2 separate regions of the Homo sapiens genome follow, and region 1 is linked to region 2. A link is an interaction called in ENCODE POLR2A ChIA-PET data of the cell type or tissue named here. Cell type or tissue: CD4-positive, alpha-beta T cell. All regions are shown on one strand. Links, peaks and the distances in the headings refer to the core of each region. The heading gives the core; the rest is flanking DNA.

Region 1 (11,944 bases), core at 3,464-8,463, 120 kb after region 2:
AACAAACAAACAAACAAAAAAACAATTGTGGTTCTTTGCTAAGATGATTAAAATGATACTATGACCCACTATCAGTAGGACTTTAATTTTTAGTTTAATTATAACAGTGATAAATTTGCACTGAATCACAATACCACATTTCTTCAATTTTAAGATGTATTTTTCCACGTATTAAAATTTCTGAAATGACTACTTTCTCCCTGCCTGCTACATATAAATATACCATGCTTAATTTTGCTATTTGGCTATTACTGAACATTCAGGTCATTTCTAGGTTTTTTTCTCTCATTTTCATTTTGAATAATTGTCTCACACTGATTTTTTAATCATTAATTTTTTTTTTCTCAACAATTAGAAACCAGGTTGCAATGCTACAGTGTGATGTGGTGCTTAAAAATATGGGCTGTGGAATTGCACTGTTGGGTGTTGATCCTGACCCTCCTAGTATCTTCAGGCTGAGTAGTGTTGGCAGTAACCCAAGTCTCCTAATTTATGGGGCGGATTTAGCACCATACTTGGCACCAGCATAAGCATCCAGTTAATACTATTTTTTTGGTCACAAAAATATTCCTTGATATATAAGAATTATCTCTAGTACAGATTTCTGAAAATGGTATTATTTAACAAAAGGGCATAAACACTTTAGGACGCTTGATAGGTATTGATAAATTGTTTTTCACAAATTCTTATCAATGTATTTGCCTATCAGCAGTATCATACCAACAACCAATATGATATATTTAACCCCCTTTGAATTAGAGAGGCGATAATATTTAAATATTTAATTTTTTAACTACTAGATCGATGGAAGATTTTTTAAAAAATACCATATATTTAATTGCCATTTAGATTTCTTCTTGTGTGAATTTGTTTATTAATGACTTCTATGCCATTTTCTAACGTAGTCTTAATATTTATCTGATAGTTTATATGAACTGGATACAACACTGATACTTTAACTTTACATTGTTTTTATGCACTTTAACTTGTTTTAAACAAAATTTTTAAATGAACTCAGATTACCTTTTATATTAAAAATATGAAGATAGTATTCAAACAAAAGGGTATCTATAACATATTGCACAATTTAGAGACTAATAATAAGCTGGACTCAGTGGCTCATGCCTGTAATCCCAGCACTTTGGGAGGCTGAGGCGGGAGGATTGCTCGAGGTCAGGAGTTCGAGACCAGCCTGGCTAATATGGTGAAACCTTGTTTCTACTAAAAATACAAAAATTAGCTAGGCATGGTGGTGCGCGCCTGTAATCCCAGCTACTCTGGAGGCTAAGGCATGAGAATTGCTTGAACCTGGGAGGCAGAGGTTGCAGTAAGCTGAGATTGAGATTGTGTCACTGCACTCCAGCCTGGGTGACAGAGTGAGATTCTGTCTCAAGAAAAAAAAAGACTAATAATAAAATTAACACCTCTATACCTGACACTCAGCTTAAGAAGCAGAACATTAGCAGTACTTTGGAAAGCACTATGTAAAACTCCCCAGTCTCAACCTTCCCAAGTCTTGGGGTTACCAGTCTTAAATTTTATGTCTTGCCTTTCTTTATAGTTTTACCATACATATATGTGTGTGTGTGTGTCTCTAAGTAATATATTGCTTGATATTTCCTGTTTTCAACTTTTGTATCAATGCAATTAGAGTGTATGCATGCTTCTATGACCTGATGCAGTACAGTTCTATTACATATCAGGTCTCTACCTGAGCCTGTTCTCCTGGCGGATTTGTCTCTGGTCAATACCACTAAGTCTTAACTATTAAAGCTTCATATTAAGTCTTAATATCTAGTAGGGCAGATCTTTACACCTGTTCTTCAGGAGGGTCTTGCCTATACTTGGCACTTAGTTCTTTCATATAAATGCTAGAAAAAACTTGTAAAGTTTAATGAAAAAAAAAACCTACTGGAGTATGATTCAGAATTGCATTGAATCCATAAATCAATTTGAGAGAACAGACATCTTTATGATGTTCTGTTTATGAAAAAGGTATGTCTTAGCTAGGTGTGGTGATTCACGCCTACAATCCAAGCACTTTTGGAGGCCGAGGCAGGAGGATTACTTGGGGCCAGAAGTTCGAGACCAGCCTGGGAAAGATGGTGATACCAAGTCTCTACACAAAATACAAAATTAGCTGGGCATGATGGAACATGCCTGTAGTCCCAGCTACTTGGGAGGCTGAGGCAAGAGGATTGCTTTAGCCCAGAAGATTGAGGCAGCAGTGAGCCGTGCTTGCACCATTGCACTCCAGCCTGGGCTAAGAGTGAGAACTTACCTCAAAAAAAAAAAAAAAAAACAAACAACCAGATGTGTCTTTCCATTTATATTTGTGGTAGACAGAATAATACCCCCTGCTAAGACGTCCATGTCCTAATGCCCAGAGCCTGTGATATGTTACATTGCATCTGAGTTATCTAGATGGGCCCAATGTAATCACAAGGGTTTTATAAGAGGGAGACAAGAGGGTCAAAGTCAGAGAGAAGATGTGAGGACTGAAGCAGGGTTTGAATTTGAAGATCAAGAAAGGGGCCACTAGCCAAGAAATGCAGGCAGCCTGTAGCATATGGAAAAGGCAATGAAAAGGTTCTCCCCTAGAGCCTCCAGGAAGAATGCGGCTATGACAACTTGATTTTGGCCCATAAGACTCTTTCCTGCTTCTGACCTCCAGAACAGTAAGATAATAAACTTGGGTTGTTTTAAGATGCCAAGTTTGTGGTCATGTGTTACAGCAGTAATAGGACACAAATGCAATATTGTTCCACACATAGCTGTTATAAAAATAACTTGCTGGATTTATTTCTAATCACTTTATAGTTTTCATTGCCATTTTAATGGCATTTTAAAAATTAATTTTATTATATCTTACACTTTATAGAAATGCTGTTGATATTTGTGAACTGATTTTTGTATCTAAGAACCTTACTTATTCTAAGAATTTATCTGGAGATTATTCCATCAGATTCTATCATTTTCAAATAACCGTAGTTTTCTTTCTACTTTCCCAGTTCTTTCTTTCTTATCTTATTGGGCTGCTCAGACCCCTAGTACAATATTTGATAGATATGATGATAGTAGCCATCATTTTTAAATTTCTGATTTTAATGGATATGATTTTAATGTACCACCTGCTAGAGGGTTTTTGAAGATACTCTTTTTCTCTTTGTACTGTATTCTGAGAAACTTCTTGACTTCTATCTTCTAGTACACTAATGATTTTTTTTTTAGTTAAAATATTTTTTACTTTTTAAGATAGGGACGGGTTCTCACTGTGTTGGCCAGGCTGGTCTTGGAGTCCTGGGCTCAAACAATCCACCTGCCTCGGCCTCCCAAAGTGCTGGGATTACAGGGATATGCCACCGTGACTGGACTGATTTTCTCTCTCTCTCTCTCTTTTTTTTTTGGTCATGACAGCCTACTGTTAAATTTTCATCTGTTTTTAATATGCTAACTAGTCCCTTTGATTTTTTATTTCAATTAAAATTTTTAATTTTTAGTTATTCTAATTGTTCAGATCTACTTTGTCAGTTTTTATATTCTCCTGTTTATACTTTCAATGTTAAATACATTCTATATATTTATAAAATAAATCTATAATTGATCATCCAATATCAAAAGTTTTTACAAGCTGATTTTGCTGTTGTTTCTGATGACTCTCACATACTGTGGCTTGTTTCTTTGTGTGTTATATAATTTTTTGTTGTGAGGTCATGTTCCTTGGAACTTTGTGAGAATTCTTTTAAAGTCTGGGTTTAAAGTGTGTCCTGCCAAAGATAATTTGCTTATACCTGCCAAGTGCTTGCACTGTAAGAAAACCTGATTCCAGGCCGGGCGTGGTGGCTCATGCCTGTAATGCCAGCACTTTGGGAGGCCAAGGTGGGTGGATCATGAGGTCAGGAGTTCAAGACCAGCCTGGCCAACATAGTGAAACCCCGTCTCTACTAAAAATACAAAAATTAGCCGGGCGTGTTGGCACGTGCCTGTAGTCCCAGCTACTCAGGGGGCTGAGACAGGAGAATAGCTTGAACCCAGGAGGTAGAGGTTGCAGTGAGCTGAGATTGCACCACTGCACGCCAGCTTGGGCAACAGAGTGAGATTTCATCTCAAAAACAAACAAACAAACAAACAAAAAAACCTGATTCCAATGATCCATTCACTAGGTGTGTAACTCTAGGCAAGTTATGTAACCTCTTAGCCTCCCTTTCCTCATTGGTACAATGGGATACCAAGAGTATACTTGGCTGGGTAGGATTAATGAGTTAATATGTATAAAGTGTTTAACGAACTGCTTGGCACATGGTGTGTTCTTAATATGTCAAATATCATTATTATTACTTAAATTTTTTCCAGTTAGGCTGTCACTGAGTACAGAACACAGTGATATCAACAAGAATTATAGAGCACTGCTATAACATTACTTGACACAGAGCTTCAGATACACTCTGGCCATATCATCCTCTAAAATAAAGATCTATTTTCCCTAAGTTCTTTCCTGAAAGTCTCAGATCACTGGAGAGGCTGGAGTTGGGGTTGGGAACAGTGGAGGGGGAAGGTGATGAGGAGAAATGGTGGAAGTATCTCTCTGGAGGGGCTGCTGCTGACATTACAGGGTCCCCCAATAATAAAGCTGGTTCACCATCTAATTGTCCTGCAGAAAAGCCCTTTAGGCAACACACCTTGCCAATGCACCCGGAGCTTCCAAAGAGCCTTTTTAGGAGGCACTCTTAAAAACTAATGATCAGCCAAGGATTCTGACATTTCAAGAAAACCTGCAACATGAAAGACACATACTGAAACAAACAGAGAAAAATGGAATTCAGATGTTAGAAGGCAGAGAGTTCTTGACCCTGGAAAGAGTTAAGTCGAGTTACAATCACTGTTTGTAAAGCTGTTTGATCTGCAATGTTAGCACTGCTATGGCCACAGTCTCATATCACTAAGGATTACATTCAACTGCAAGTAACCCACCACCAGACTATAGTGGCTTAAACAAATAGCCATTTATTATTGTGACAAAACAAGAAGTTGGAGGTAGCAGCTGCAGGAATTGGTTCAATATCCCAATTATGGCAGGAACGGCACCTTTGTGATTTTCTCCTTCGTTTTCTCACGGTCCAAGATGGTCATTGCAGTTTCAGGAATCATATCTTATTAAAGGCTGATGCAGTCCCCATGCCCTTCTTTATGAGTGGGGAATCCTATACAGAGTATAAGGGAGGCTGTTAATGGGAGTAGCTTAATGGCTGCCAAGGGCTCAGAGAAATCTTTCTTCATATTTGTAGAGCCCAGTTTCTCATCAGAGGACTCTTAGCTTAGATTGGTGTTAAATGCAAGTAGTCAGGTAATGATCATTGTGATGGTTAATATTGAGTGTCAACTTGATCGGATTGAAGGATGCAAAGTATTGTTCCTGGGTGTATCTGTGAGGGTGTTGCCAAAGGGGATTCACATTTGAGTCAGTGGACTGAGAAAGGCAGACCCAGCCTCAACCTAGGTGGGCACAATCTCATCAGCTGGCAGCATGGCCATAAAAAAAAGCAGGCAGAAGAATGTGGAAAGACTAGACTAGTTGAGTCTTCTGGCCTCCGTCTTTCTCCTGTGGTGGATACCTCCTGCCCTCAGACATCAGACTGCAAGTCTTTGAGGGCAGCTTTGGGACTCTTGGGCTTTAGACCACAGACTGCAGGCTGCACTGTTGGCTGCCCTACTTTTGAGGCTTTGGGACTCGGACTGGCCTCCTTGCTCCTCAGCTTGCAGACAGCCTATTGTGGGACCTCACCTTGTGATTGTGTGAGTCGATACCCCTTAATAAACTCCCGTTTATGTATACGTATATATATTAGTTCTGTCCCTGTAGGGAACCCTAATACACTCATTTATAAATTAGTAGATTGTGCCACTGCTGACACCTGCTTGCCTAACGAAGCTTCCTATCTAGTTAACTGACAGTGTGCCCTTGTGGGACTGTTATCACTGACATCAAAAGGATGTGGGGGGAGGGGAAAAATCCCACAGTGGGTCTTAAGAAGACAGTTCTACAAGCACATCACTTTTCAAAGGTTTAACACCATTTAAAAACCATTTCATGTTACATACAATATAGAAAACATCCTCAAATGGTTTAAAGATACGTTCCTGTGACTATGTAAAGCTGGCAGTCTTCTGTGGAACTCTATAGAGTTTTCTCAGATCCTCAGGAGATTAATTCAGAGATGAGCTAAGCTAACTTGGGAATCAGTCCCTGGAGCTGGGTTGTGGATGACAACAATTCCAGCTTTTTCTTTTAAACATAACAAAGCTCAAGCACCATTATATAATGGTAATGTAAATCAAAACCACTGGGGAAAAATCACCCATAATTCCACTACTTTAACAAATAAACCAGTTTCATTTTTCCATGTATCTTTAATGATGATTGACATATTTCTTTAAATGACAAATCACCCATCTAAATGCAAGCTGCTCTTGAGCTATGAGAGATGGTTACAGAGCATTTGGGGGTTAGGGCCACACAAGAGGTTTGATTCACTGTCTTTAAAACTCTTCTGACCCTTACAAAGTAGCAAATTTTAAAAATCGTAATTTGTGTACACATCTTGTCTGTTCTAGATTATAATCGCTCAGAAGACAAATGAGAATCATGGTTTACTCACAATTGCATTCCCTGAAATACCTAGTTCATAAAAGACATATGTACCTTGTCCATAAAACACAATTAATAAATATTTATTGAAAAAGTGAATGGGGGCAGAGCACCATGGCTCATGTGTGTAATCCTAGCACTTTGGGAAGCCAAGGTGGGTGGATCATCTGAGGTCAGGAGTTCGAGACCAGCCTGGCCAAGATGGTGAAACTCCATCTGTACTAAAAATACAAAAAATTAGCTGGGCGTGGTGGCATATGCCTGTAATCCCAACTACTCAGGAGGCTGAGGCAGGAGAATTGCTTGAACCTAGAAGGTGGAGGTTGCAGTGAGCCCAGATCGCGCCACTGCCCTCTAGCCTGGGTGACAGAGTGAGACTCCATCTCAAAAAAAAAAAAAAAAAAAAAAAAAAAAAAAGTGAATGCGGCTGATCAAGATGGGGGTGTGGAGGCTAGGAGTGAGACCAGGAGGTGATAGCAAGGCTGCCTGTTTCCCAGCTCCTCTCTGGTTTGGCCAGTAACACAGTCTTGCATGAGAAGAGGGCTGAAGGGGAAGGGAGTGTGGGACACCACCATCAATTTTCTCAGTGCCGCTCTCTGGAGTCCCTGTCTGCTTCTGGCCACCCTAAGCTCTCAGCTCTATTTACCTACAGACCAGAGAAAAAACATTGTGCGATCTTTGAGACACTCTGCCCTCTGGTATCTACTTGCCAGAGTTGCTGTAAGGATTGCATGAGTTCATATATGTAAACTGCTTGACAAAATGCGTGACATGTGGTGTATTCGGAGATTAGGTAGAGTCCATGGGGGCACAGCCAGAGTAACAGACAGTCCTAGAAGAGGCATGCTAGAGACAGCCCGGAGCAGTTAGGGGCCCGAGGACAAGAAGTAATTTGGAGATAGCCAGTTAAACGTTTACCAGCACACACTGAATAGAGGCATGTGCTGGGACAAAGAGCCGTGTACTTAGAGACTTCAGGATGAAAATGCAAATGGACAAAACCATCAACTCCATCAGTGGGGGCAGCAGAATACCATGAGTGGCAGAGAAAGGAACATTTTCATTCAGGGGTCATCATCCAGGAATAAGACCAAACTAGTCCTTCCACAGCAGAGACCAGCAAAGATCCTGGATACCAACTGGATCTGAAGCCCCTCCCCCTACTGCCCCAGAATGCTGCAATCCAGTATCACTGAGCTGCCATCCTGAGGATGCCACTGGACATCTGTCCCCATGACTCAGTCATCCAGAAGACTGTTTAAAAGCCGAGACTAGGCCGGGCGCGGTGGCTCACGCCTGTAATCCCAGCACTTTGGGAGGCCGAGGCGGGCGGATCACGAGGTCAGGAGATCGAGACCACGGTGAAACCCCGTCTCTACTAAAAATACAAAAAATTAGCCGGGCGCAGTGGCGGGCGCCTGTAGTCCCAGCTACTCGAGAGGCTGAGGCAGGAGAACGGCGTGAACCCGGAAGGCGGAGCTTGCAGTGAGCGGAGATCGCGCCACAGCACTCCCGCCTGGGCGACAGAACGAGACTCCGTCTCAAAAAAAAAAAAAAAAAAAAAAAAAAAAAAGCCGAGACTATGAGACTTTTGATTGGCTGGTCAGTTTTCAAATAGTTGGAATCTAGAATCCAGTTCTCATCTTAGATTCACTTTTCCACCTTGACTTTTACTCCCCCTTAGCGAGGCACACATTGTCTTCTGGTGCTCACAGGCCATAGCAGTTAAAGTGGTAGACATCTATTTGTTTCTGTCTTTTTCTCCATAGTGACCAGTCCTGATGGACTATTCACAATCGCTCCTCCTTGGCTTATCAGGCCTCATGCAAATCACATGCTGTCCCAAATGACCAGTGAACTGCCTCCGAAGGAACCAAAGTGACAGGGGCTGTGGAGCTGAGGACCTCTCTCTAATCCCTCCAGGCTGAAAAATTAATGGCCCACTTTTTCTGATGGTAAAATAATAATTAGTATGATTAATATTAGTAATAAAATTATTAAATAATGTAAAGCTTGATGAAATCTCTTTGGGTGATAGGAAAATGAATTGCTATAGGATCTTGGATTCTTGTACTAAAAAGGAGAATTTTTTTTTTTTTTTTTTTTTTGAGATGGAGTCTTGCTCTATATCCCAGGCTGGAGTGCAGTGGTGCAATCTCAGCTTACTGCAACCTCCACCTCCTGGATTGTAAGCAACTTTCTCTGCCTCAGCCTCCCAAGTAGCTGGGATTACAGGTGCTCCCCACCACCCCCAGCTAATTTTTGTATTTTTAGTAGAGACGGGGTTTTGCCATGTTGGCCAGGCTGGTCTTGAACTCCTGACCTCACGTGATCCACCCGCCTCAGCTTCCCACAGTGCTGGGATTATGGGAGTGAGCCACTGTGCCAGAGAAATTTTTTAAAATGGTGTGTGTGTGTTTTTTTTTTTTTTGAGATGGAGTCTCGCTCTGTCGCCCAGGCTAGAGTGCAGTAGCGTGATCTCGGCTCACCACAACCTCCGCCTCCCAGGTTCACCCCATTCTCCTGCCTCAGCTTCCCGAGTAGCTGGGACTACAGGCTCCCGCCACCAGGCCCGACTAATTTTTTGTATTTTTAGTGGAGACAGGGTTTCACCATGTTAGCCAGGATGTTCTTGATCTCCTGACCTCATGATCTGCCTGCCTCGGCCTCCCAAAGTGCTGGGATTATAGGCGTGAGCCACCACGCCCGGCCTAAATGGAGTTTTTAAACTGTTCTACACTAGAGGATGAACAGCCTGCTTTCTGTAGACCTCCTGATTACGTTATCCTTGATCTTATATACATTAGACTCTGGTTGGAGAGAAAAATACACACACACGCCAAACAGATTCCATTATTCTCAGTTTAGAAAAAAAACCTCATTAAATTTGTAGGTAGTACCTTAGTGATAGTGCTGATAGGAGGTGAACTAAATTCAAGAATGTCTGTTGAATCCATTACCTGCACTGAAAAAAAAAAAACCGGGATTTTACGCTTATACAGGGCCATTTTGACCTGGCTACATCAAAATGGCTGCTTAAAAATGTCCTGCTTCAGACTTGTGTTGTATTCGGTCTTGCAAACACATCCTATCCTGACCACCTCACTCCCTGCTCCTTAAAACTATACCCTAAAGAACACAGGAGCATTTGCCTGTGACACAGATCAGGAAGAATCCATTCACAAACAACCATAACAATATGCTTTTTACACATACTAGGAGCAGAGGTAAAGCCTATGCAAATTATTTTTCTTCATCATATCTTTTAGGTATAATTTTAAAATTCTAGACATTCAACGATCTGCAGGTGATTGGTAATACTATTTTGCTGGCTGCACAATGTGAAAATACTATAGCATATAATGAGAAGTAGGGAACAATTCTATCTTTTGTGGTCAAGGCCCTCACATGTCAGACATGTTGTGGTTTTCTTCTGCAAAAGAAGCGGGAGGTGGAATAGGGAAGTAAGGAGAAAAGGGAAATGACTGAAGAGATTCAGTCATTCATTCAACAAATACTCATTGAGCCCTACTGTGTTCCAGCACTATTCCAGGCACTGTTAATAGAAGCAAAACAAAGATCTCTGCATTTGGAATTCTAACTGGAATAAGGTTATACCGGACATGAGTATGGGAACTGTTGGTGCATAATGATGTGTAATGTTCTCATTTGAGTCTATAGTATACTTCTTATAGCTACGTTGGAACATACCGTAGATATTAAATGCAAATATTCACCTATGAGAATTCTTTTTTTGAGACGGAGTCTCGCTCTGTCGCCCAGGCCGGACTGCAGTGGCGCTATCTGGGCTCACTGCAAGCTCCATCTCCTGGGTTCACGCCATTCTCCTGCCTCAGCCTTCCGAGTAGCTGGGACTACAAGCGCCCGCCACCGCGCCCAGCTAATTTTTTTGTATTTTTAGTAGAGACGGGGTTTCACCGTGTTAGCCAGGATGGTCTTGATCTCCTGACCTCGTGATCCGCCCACCTCGGCCTCCCAAAGTGCTGGGATTACAGGCGTGAGCCACCGCGCCCTGCCGAGAATTCTTACAGCAATTGTGGTGGTGCTGTTCTTGATGCCATTGGTGAGCCAACATTTACCACATACAAGAAGGTGTGTAGAAACCCAAAACTGAAATTAGAGGTAGGAAATATGGCTGGAAAATGTTATAGAAATGCCATATATATATTTTTTTTTCAATTTTGTGAGCATTTATTTGTTAATTTCTAAAGTTCTCGCTCCCTTTAAAATATGTCCCTTCTTCCCCCCCAACTTTTATTCCAGCTGCAGGGGGTATATGTGCAGGTTTTATACATGGGTAAATTGCATGTCACAGGGGTTTGGTGTTCAGATTATTTTCTCACCCAAGTAATAAGCATAGTACTCGACAGGTAGTTTTTTGATCCTCACCCTCCTCCCACTCTTCACCCTCGAGGAGGCTCCAGTGTCTGTTGTTCCTTTATTTATGTCCATGTATACTTAATGTTTAACTCCCACTTCTAAGTGAAAACATGCAGTATTTGGTTTTCTGTTCCTGAGTTAATTTGCTTAGGATAATGGTGTCCAGCTCCATCCATGTTGCTGCAAAAGACATGATTGCATTCTTTTTTATGGCTGCATAGTATTCCAGGGTGTATATTACCACATTTTCTTTAACCAGTCCACCACTGATGGTCATCTAGGTTGAATTCCATCTCTTTATAGCCTCATATTTTTGTGGTACTGTGGCTTCTTCCTGGTCTTTGTTACAGGAAAGACATTTAAGTGATGTCAGCTATAAAAAGGCTAAAGTTTGTCATCTGAAAGATAAAACACCAGAATCTCTACCTTTAGTTTCATCAACATTTTCCAGGTCTTTCTTCTATATCACCACCTAAAAATCACTTATGATCTTATGAAAGTATAAATTCCAGAGAACAACAATTTGTTTTGAAGACTGTGATAGACACTGCTAGTTACCTGTTTAGTGACCATTTCCCACTTCTTTCTTGTTGAGATAATTCTAATTTTATTAGGGCAGCAATGGCAGTTCCTGGTATAGATACGAACTTTTCCAGCCAAATCGGGGGCCACGTGACATGGTTCTGGCCAATAAGATGATACAATAAAGAAAGATATAGTTGGTACCATCTTTGCCTTCTTTTTTCCCTCTGTGGCCTTGAACAATATATATGTGATTCCTGAAACTGCAACAGCTATCTTGGACCCTGAAGAAAAGAGTGGAAAATTACAGAGGTGCCATTTCTGCCACGATTGAGATATTGAATCAATGCCTGCAGCTGCTACCTCCAACTCCTT
Region 2 (9,813 bases), core at 403-5,402:
GCCTCCCGAGTAGCTGGGACTGTAGGCACTGCCACCATACCCAGCTAATTTTTATTTTTGTAGAAATGGTCTTGCACTGTTTCCCAGGCTGGTCTCAAGCTCCTGGGCTCAAACGATCCTCCCGCAGTGCTGGGATTATGGGCATGAGCCACTGCACCGTTCCCCAGTTGAAGTCTTAACAGGCCAAAAAAAAAAAAAACTGTGGAGATGGACTTAAAGTTCTTTATTTTAGGTCAAGGTCAGCATCTCCTCGACGATCAAGATCTATCTCTCTTCGTAGATCAAGATCAGCTTCACTCAGAAGATCTAGGTCTGGTTCTATAAAAGGATCGAGGTATTTCCAGTATGTAACACTTTTTTTCCTTACTTGTGTTTGGATTGTTCACATCTTATCAGTAGAGTGTCTTAAGGACATAATTCAAATGGATTGCTTCAGGGAATATTTGAGATGTAAAAGTTTGGAATTTATGTGTAACTTGTAACATAAATATTAACCTAGTTTTACAGATGAAGAAAAGGGCTACTAGAGATTTTAAGGCTTGTTAGGCCGTGTGGTAGACAAGGGTCCCAAGCAATACAGTTCTACTCAACACTCTGGGTAGGCATGTTGCTATAAACTTTTCTGGCTTCAGATTGGATGATACTAGCTCTGAAAGATGGTAATTGATTTTCCCGACAAAAAGGCCTATTAGCACCAGGAAAAGAGATCAGAAGCAAGTAGAAACATTTCTCATTTTTGGAATGATGGGGTTGATTTGAGACACTGGAAAGTTGACTAGGGCAGTAGTGTGTACACAGAAATGAATGTGGATTTTTTTTTTTAGACCGTTTCAGACCTGAAAAAACTAAAGAACCAGAGCTTTACTATTTGTAGAAGGCCTTAAAAGGAGATAGAATGGAAAAAATTGTAAAATAAGTATTGCAACATGTAATTAACAATATTGTTATCTGTACCAACGATAAAACCGTGGTACGGAATGCTACTGGGAGTTAAATTGCTGTTTAATAGCACAAAACCTTTAAATGCAGGAATTCTGAATCTTGTGGTCTATTTGAGAAAGCTATGAACCATCTCTTTAGATAAATTTAAAAGATAGATATGTCAGTCTGATTTGGTTTGTCTGACAGATTGATGGCTCTCAAACATAACTTGATCCAGGAATAAAGCCTTACAAATGGGGGGCGGCTTTCTTTTCGTCTGGCCTTATCACCTGAATTAGTCTCAGTTCAGGGGTCTGGTTATTTTCATCCTGCCTTAGCCTCCTGAGTAGCTGGGACTGCCATTGTGTACCACAGTGCCCAGCTGAGGGATCTGTGCCTTAAGTGAGGTTAGTTTTGCTTCCTTCATACCAGTCTCATCAAATGAAAACCATGTATTTCCCTTGGATATTACACAGTGTTTGAGAATGTTATACCTGTACAGAAACTAACCAATTGAGTGATAGAAACAAGTAATTGAAATGGGGGTTCCTTATGTCTGGTAACACTTTGTTTGACAGTGTGTTAGACAGAATAAGGCAAGTGTTGCATCTTGTTTAGTTTTAGCTTCTTTATGCCTGACCAACCTAATACAGTGTTGAGTAGTTAAGGAAATTCCTTTGGACTGATTGATATAATTGTGTTTTTCACTTTTTTTATTAAGATCCCCGTCGAGGTCAAGATCAAGATCCAGGTCTATTTCACGACCAAGAAGCAGGTAGGGTAAAAATTTGATTATGCTTTTCTAGTTATATGGCACCAATATCCAAAGAGTTCAAAGTGTTTTTAATTGTTGAAATTTTAAGTGTTAACTCTAAACTTAGGTTTTAGTGGGAACACAGTACCTTATTTGTGTATGTCCTATTTATTACTGGCTGACTTTCCCTGAACAAGGGAATGTAAAACTATAGTGAGAAAGAAGCTTATGACTTGGGGGATTATATTAAAGAGGCCCTTGTTAGAACTGATAGGTGCATGGAGAAGCATCCTGAAATCGATGTGCTTAAAGCAGAATGTAAAAGATTAATCATGATGTAGTAATTGAGTCATTTTTTGAAAAACAGTTGTTGAAAGATTGGCTTTTGTTAGCAACAACTGGTAGGATGTTTTTCAGTTTAAGTGCAGTCTGACATTTTAAGCTTAGGACATTTGGGGGTTTTACGGTATTGGTGACTACAAGAAAGGGATTGGTTAGTACTCTTTCTTTAATAGAATTTCTCATGTTTTGACAGCCGATCAAAGTCCAGATCTCCATCTCCAAAAAGAAGGTAAGCTAAATGTTTTGTTGCCAAATCTTGCCTGTCAAGTGTGGCCTCTGCAGAATTTGTTTGCTTACTGCTTTGCAGTCTTTGAGCTCTTTGGAGAATTGGTGCTATATAGATTAAAATACTATGCTAAGTTTCTGAAATACTTTTTTTTTTTGATTCAGTAACATTAGTTTATACTTTTGCTGGAAATACTTAGTCATAAAATGTTAGGGTGATTATTAAGATGTGATTGGTCCTGTGAGTACTTGGTAGAAATTTTGGTAAGATAGATGCCTTTTCCCCACATGTACAATAGATACAAAGTGTGGAGAAAAGTCTTGGAAATAGTTACCTGCCTAGTGCTTCTTTATGACCAGAAAACTTCAAATAGTTGTCATATTTATCTAGTGCTTCTTAATGACCAGAAGACTTCAAATAGTTGTCATATTTAACTGCAGGTTGACCTTGCAATTTTGACAAGGAGGATAGCCTAATTTTTTTTTTTTTCTGGGATGGAGTTTTCGCTCTGTCCCCAGGCTTGGAGTGCAGTGGCTCAATCTTGGCTCACTGCAGCCTCCGATTCCCGGGTTCAAGCAATTATCCTGTCTCAGCCTCTTGAGCAGTTGGGATTACAGGCACCCACCGCCAAGCCTGGCTAATTTTTTGTATTTCTAGTAGAGACGGAGTTTCACCATGTTGGCGAGGTTGGTCTTAAACTCCTGATCTTAGGTGATCACCTGCCTCGGCCTCTCCCAAAGTGCTGGGGTTACAGGCGTGAGCCACCGTGCCTGGCCAGGGTAGCCTAATCTTAAGCCAGGGACAAAAGATGAATATATGTAAGTTTCATGTCATTTTTAGGTCTTTGCTATAGGAAATTAGTACCTTAGGCCACCTTTGAAGTTATTGAAAGTTAGTACATGTACATGAGAGTTTCAATTGACACTAATTGGATCCAAACCTAATGTTTTTCTTTTTAGTCGTTCCCCATCAGGAAGTCCTCGCAGAAGTGCAAGTCCTGAAAGAATGGACTGAAGCTCTCAAGTTCACCCTTTAGGGAAAAGTTATTTTGTTTACATTATTATAAGGGATTTGTGATGTCTGTAAAGTGTAACCTAGGAAAGATAATTCAACCATCTAATCAAAATGGATCTGGATTACTATGTAAATTCACAGCAGTAAGATAATATAAATTTTGTTGAATGTATTAACATCATATGGTCTGAAAATGTGGGTTTTTATTTGGCACATTTAAATAAAATGTTTCTAACTAGATTTTTGATTTGTGTTCAATATTAACACTTCTTAATTTGATATATTTGAGAGTCAGACATTATAATTGTTAACCTTATTCATACATACCTACATTCAGAATTGAAAGGTGTTGGTTAAGTCTTGAACATCACTATTCTATGCATAAAACTTGGCCAGGATCTTAAGGGACTTTGAAAATTCCATCTTACCCTTGTAGCTCTGGGTAAGATGACCTGAGTCCCTTATGATACAGCCTGAATGCATCATGACAGATCCTTAAGTTAGCTAATCCGTTTGAAGTTGGTGTTAGTAGGTATTGTATGATCAGTGGTGAAGCAAGTAGGACCACTGATGTGTCTAAATGAGCATGACAGGAACTAAACGAAACTGATTAAATGTATGAGAAATAGAAACATTTCTGGATGATCTTTATACTAATTGCAGCTTTCAGGCTACTAGGTGGCATAGTGTTAATTAGGACTCCCCAAGATATGGGGAGTTCTACTCTCAATGGTCTTGTTTCTTTGCTTTCTACATTAGTTAACCAGTTTTATACCAAAAAATGCATGTTTGAGGAATTGTCTGAAATTGGGACAAAACACCTTCATGTAAACCAGCTTTGCAAAATTTTCCAGCCCAGATACTCTTCATCTATTCAAATGGATTGTCTTATTCTGAGCAAAGACCTGTTGTTAATCTTCAAGCTAGGTTTTGCAGTTCCCAACCACAACATTCTTCTATTTTGCCAGGCTGGTGCAAAGTAATTAAAGATGTCAATCAGAAATGTCAATGAGACTAAAGTGGTTTTGTAAATCTCAGCTATATTTAGCAACACTCCATGTAGCTAATATTTTTTGGTAGCATCTGGTAGACCTTAGAATGTTACATAGCCAGTAGGTTCTTTATTCAAATTTTAAGTATCTTAAGAATAGTAGGGCAGTAACAGTTACTTTTGAGAGTTTTCTGGTCAAGCTTTTACCAGGCATTCTCTAGCCTTGGTACAAAAAAAAAAAAACCTGCTGGTTGCGCAGATACCTAGGCTTGTCCATTTTATGCATTTCAGCAAAGTCATTGGATACTATTGCAACTTGGGAATACTGGTCTGCATCAAGTTTATTCGGTAGTTTGACCGCTAGTATGTTGGAAGTTATTTGGATTGTTTTTGGAATTTTGACTGGCTGAATTATGGTTGGTATAAAGTTATGTGTATAACTGGCAGGCTTATTTATCTGTTGCACTTGGTTAGCTTTAATTGTTCTGTATTATTTAAAGATAAGTTTACTCAACAATAAATCTGCAGAGATTGAACAAATAATCCTGATACTTAATTTTTGGAAGTGGGAGCTCTCAGCCAAAAGTAGGAGGCATTAATCCTGTAGCTTTAGGATGGGCAGCTAGTAGCGTCCTAGAAATGAGTATAGAAAGGATAAAAAGGTGTGGAGGAGGGGTAGGGGCAAAAATGGTTTTAAACAAATTCCAGCCTTGTGGGGAAAAGGGCTGTTTGGGCCAATACCTCTTAGGTCATGTGCAACTTGGCACCCGTTACTGATAGATGCATTTCAAAATAAGCTTTGGTGCATCCCCCCACTTGTTTTCTGTGATTGGGATTGCCAAATTGATTGTCACTGATTGGAAGTGCTGCTCCAGACTCATTCCTTCTAAACTAGCCTAGCACTGATGAGTAATCAGTCAGTTTTTATTTTTAATTTTTAAAATTTTTTTGCTTGGTGCGGTGGCTCGCGCCTGTAATCCCCCAGCTACTTGGGAGTCTGAGGCGGGAGAATCACTTGAACCTGATTGAATAGAGGTTGCAGTGAGCTGAGATTGCGCCACTGTACTCCAGCCTGGGCGACAGAAAGACTCTGTCTCAAAAAAAAAAAATTAGTGTTGCAGTGAATGTACTGTACTGTACGTCATTGACAGGTGATGTACAGTACAGTACATCATTGATAGGTGAACATGCTTACCTAGATCATCCTCGGAAATTGCTGAGTCAAAGGGTATGTGCATTATAATTTTTGCTGGGTACTGTTGGTTTGCCTTCATGGCAGTGTATAGGAGTACCTGTTTCTTTGTATCAGTTCCTACCTGATGGGCTATCAAACTTGATTTTTACCAATCTCAAGTTGAAAAATGGTGTTTCAGCATAGATTTTTTTTAAGACGGAGTCTCGCTCTGTTGCCCAGGCTGGAGTGCAGTGGCGTGATCTTGGCTCACTGCAACCTCTGCTTCCTGGGTTCAAGTGATTCTCCTGCCTCAGCCTCCCAAGTAGCTTGGATTACAGGTGCCCGCCACCACGCCCTGCTAATTTGTACTTTTAGTAGAGACAGGGTTTTGCCATGCTGGGCAGGCTGGCCTTGAACCCTGACCTTTGGTGATCTGTCTGCCTCGGCCTCCCAAAGTGCTGGGATTACAGGCGTGAGCCACCGCGCCTGGCCTCAGCATATTTTTTTTGAGGCAGGTTCTCTGTCACACAGGCTGGAGTGCCATGGTACAATCAGCTTACTGCAGCCTCTGAACTCCTGGGCTCAAGTGATTCTGCCACCTCAGTCTCCCGAGTTGCTGGGACTACAGACTTGCACCACCACAGTCGGCTATTTTTTTTTTTAATTTTTAGTAGAGATCTCGCCTTGTTGCCCAGGCTGTTCTTGGACTCCTGGGCTTAAGTGATCCTCCCATTTTGGCCTCCCAAAGTGCTGGGATTCCAGGCATGAGCCACCATTCCCGGCTGTTTTACATTTTGAAGTGGTTGAAAAAGAATAAAAATTGTAACATTTTATGACATATGTAAGTTGTGTGAAATTTAAATTGTAGTGTTTATAAAGTTTTATGGAAACAGCTATGACTTGTTTGCTTATGGGCTGTCACTGTTTTTGTGCTAACAGTAGTGGAGTTGAGTGGTTGTGACAAAGTCCAACAAAGCCTGTAAAATCTACTCTCCTTTTCATTTTACAGACAATATTTGCCAGCCCCTGGTTTAGATATGTGTCTTCAACTTTACAACTTTCAAAACAATTTTATCTCTGGAGATCTTGGGTACCAAGATTATTTGTAGAGTTGCCAGGGCCTTACCAAGATAGACTTTTGGTCTGGGAAGCCTGACTTATCCAGGACTCTTTCCTTGAAGTGCTTTGTGAAGCTCGGGGGCAAATTCTAGCCAAACGCATTTACGGACTTACCGTAAAATGGATGAATGAGACCATACTAGGGAAAGCTTTTACTCTAGGGTAGTGGTTCTGATTGCTAGTTGCAGACTAAAATCACCCAGGGTGCTTAAAGACATTCAAATGAAAGAATCACTGAGGGTGAAGCCTGGGTATTAATGTAAAAATTTCACCTGGTGATTTCTGAGACAGCATCTGTCACCCAGGCTGGAGTGCAGTGGCATGATCGCTGCCTTGACTTCCTGGGCTCAGGTGATCCTCCTGCCTCTGCCTCCTGAGTAGCTGGGACTACAGGCACATGTCACCACACCCAGCTAATTTTTGTATTTTTTTCTTAAAGATGGGGTTTCACCATGTTGCTTAGGTGGGTCTCAAACTCCTGGGCTTAAGCATTCCACCGGCCTTGGCCTCCGTAAGTGCTAGGATTACAGGTGTGAGCCACAGTGCCTCGCTTCTCCCCTGGTTCTTCTAATACGCAACCAGAATTGAAAACCACTGCTCTGGAAGTGGTGTTAGTTATTGGAAGATTGGCCTGGTTTATTCTACTATAATAAGGAAGTAGCAGCACTCACATGTGAATCAAAGGATTCTGCTATTGTCCTCTAGGTTTCTCTGTCTCCAAATGATCCCATGCTGGAAAGGAAACTGAAAAAAACAGAAACTGCATTTTAATTTATATTAGTACCAGTAGAGGTCGCTGTGCTCAAAGAAATAATCATCTTTAAAAAAAAGTTAACATTCTATTCAGAATTTTTTTTTTTTTTTTTTGAGACAGAGTTTTGCTCTTGTTGCTCAGCCTGGAGTGCAGTGGCGCGATTTCGCTCACCGCAACTTCCACCTCCCGGGTTCAAGCTATTTTCCTGCCTCAGCCTCTTGAGTAGTTAGGATTATAGGCATGTGTCACCACCCCTGGCTAATTTTGTATTTTTAGTAGAGACGGGGTTTCTCCATGTTGATCAGGCTGGTCTCAAATTCCCGACCTCAGGTGATCCACCCACCTCAGCCTCCCAAAGTGCTGGGATTACAGGTGTGAGCCACCACGCCCGGCTAATTTTGTATTTTTAGTAGAGATGGGGTTTCACCACGTTGGCCAGGCTGGTTTCAAACCCCTGAGCTCAGGTGATCCACCCGCCTCGACCTCCCAAAGTGGTGGGATTATAGGCATGAGCCACCATGTCTGGCCTAAATATTTTTTTTAGTATAAAAAATTAAGTGTGTTACTTAATTCCTCTTGATTTTTTAAAACTATTTTTTAGTTAGTGGTTGAATCTTACCACAATCTAGTTCTGATTAATACTCTGGTAAAATATAGAAATTACACTCCAATGCTGTTTCCTTTTACTCTTCCCTCTTTTATGCTATATTTATGTATTCTAAACTTGATACTACTGTGTTACAAGTATTGCTTTGTGTAATCTTAACGTCTTTTTTTTTTTTTTTTTTTTGAGACGGAGTCTCACTCTGTTGCCAGGCTGGAGTGCAGTGGCATGATATTGGTTCACTGCAACCTCTGCCTCCTGGGTTCAAGCAGTCCTCCTGCCTCAGCCTCCTGAGTAGCTGGGACTACAGGCACGTGCCACCATGCCCAGCTAATTTTTGTAATTTTAGTAGAGACAGGGTTTCACCATGTTGGCCAGGATGGTCTTGATCTTTTGACCTTGTGATCCACCTGCCTCAGCCTCCCAAAGTGCTGGGATTACAGGCGTGAGCCACCATGCCCGGCTAATCTTATGTCTTTTAAGAGAATAAATGAAAAAATACAATGTCTTATTAATCCATATATTTACTATTTCTGATCTTCTTTATTTCTTTCCATGGATTCTGGTGTAATTTCAGTATGGAGGACTTCCTCTAGTATTTCTCATAAGGCAGGCTTGCTAGCAATGAATTCCCTAGTCTTTATTTCACCTTTGCTTTTGAAGGATAGTTCTGGGTGATAATTGAATCTCTGGTTTTGAAGCACTTTGACCATGTCATTCCACGGCATTCTGGGCTCCATTGTTCCAGATGAGAAGTCAGCTGTTAATTGTACTGGTGCTGGTGGTCCCCTGTAGCGAGGAGTCATTTTTCTCCTGCTGCTTTCAAATTTTGTTTGCTTTTGACATTCAGCAGTTTAAATGTATCAACAGTTTGGTGTATCTAGATGGGAATCTCTATTCTTGAAGTTTGTTGAGCTTCTTAGATTTATAGATAATTGGTTTTCATCAAATTTGGAAGTTTTTTGCCATTATTTTTTTTTGTCCCTCTCTTTGGACTCCCATTACTCATACGCTCATGTGCTTGTTTTCTCACAGGTCTCTGAGGTTCTGTTCAGTTTTCTTCAATCTCTTTTCTGTTTTTCAGGTTGAATAATTCCTATTAATCTACCTTCAAGTTCACTTACTCTTTCTTCTGCTGTCTCAAATCTACTTCTGACTCTCTCTAGTTAACTTTTTTTTTGTTTTGTTTTGTTTTTTTTTGAGACAGTTTCACTGTGTTGCCCAGGCTGGAGTGCAGTGGCGTGATGTTGGCTCACTGCAACCTCTGCCTCCCGGGTTCAAGTGATTCTCGTGCCTCAGCCTCCCAGTATTACAGGCACAGGCACATGGTGATGCCTGGCTAATTTTTGTAGTATTAGTAGAGATGGGGTTTCACCAGGTTGACCAGGCTGGTCTTGAATTACTGTCCTCAAGTGATCCGCCCACCTCAGCCTCCCAAAGTGCTGGGATTACAGGTGTGAGCCATTGTGCCTGGCCTCTCTAGTTAACTTCTTATGCATCATTATACTGTTTTCAACAAACTTCTACTTGATTCCCTTTTTTTTTTTTTTGAGGTAGTGTCTCACTCTGTCACCCAGGATGGAGTGCAGTGGCATGATCTCAGCTTACTGCAACCTCCGCCTCCCAGGTTCAAGCAATTCTCCTGGCTCAGCCTCCCAAGTGGCTGGGATTACAGGTGTGCACCACCACACCTAGCTAATTTTTGCATTTTTAGTACAGATTGGGTTTTGCCATGTTGGCCAGGCTGGTCTCAAACTTCTGGCCTCAGGTGATCTGCCTGCCTCGGGCTCCCAGAGTGCTGGGATTACAGGCGTGAGCCATTGGCCCCAGCCTACTTGATTCCTTTTTATAATCTCCAGTTTTTTTGTTTTTGTTTTTGTTTTCAACATTCTTGTGTTTATCTTTTAAAAGACA

The links. Peaks named below come from ENCODE experiments on the same cell type or tissue, not always from the same donor. Only the 100,000 strongest peaks of a DNase experiment are listed, where the experiment ranks them.
Region 1: POLR2A ChIA-PET joins it to region 2 with 5 read pairs; 19 of 35 experiments call an interaction of 5 or more read pairs at or near these places.

What each region holds. Positions count from the first base shown.
Region 1 is chr2:38,620,563-38,632,506 of GRCh38, reverse strand. No RefSeq gene overlaps it. Among named protein-coding and RNA genes, the nearest start is that of HNRNPLL, 24 kb to the right of the region's middle. In CD4-positive, alpha-beta T cell, for the core only: no CTCF peak of the experiment used is centred there; DNase peaks (open chromatin) are centred at 5,676 and 5,986; H3K27ac peaks cover 704 bases.
Region 2 is chr2:38,738,577-38,748,389 of GRCh38, reverse strand. SRSF7 (serine and arginine rich splicing factor 7) reads left to right here. Exons shown (of 8, transcript NM_001031684.3): 5 at 233-343; 6 at 1,643-1,696; 7 at 2,211-2,246; 8 at 3,203-4,791. The coding sequence ends at 3,257. Among named protein-coding and RNA genes, the nearest start is that of SRSF7, 7.9 kb to the left of the region's middle. RefSeq lists a silencer at 7,380-7,552. In CD4-positive, alpha-beta T cell, for the core only: no CTCF peak of the experiment used is centred there; no DNase peak of the experiment used is centred there; H3K4me3 peaks cover 740 bases; H3K27ac peaks cover 891 bases.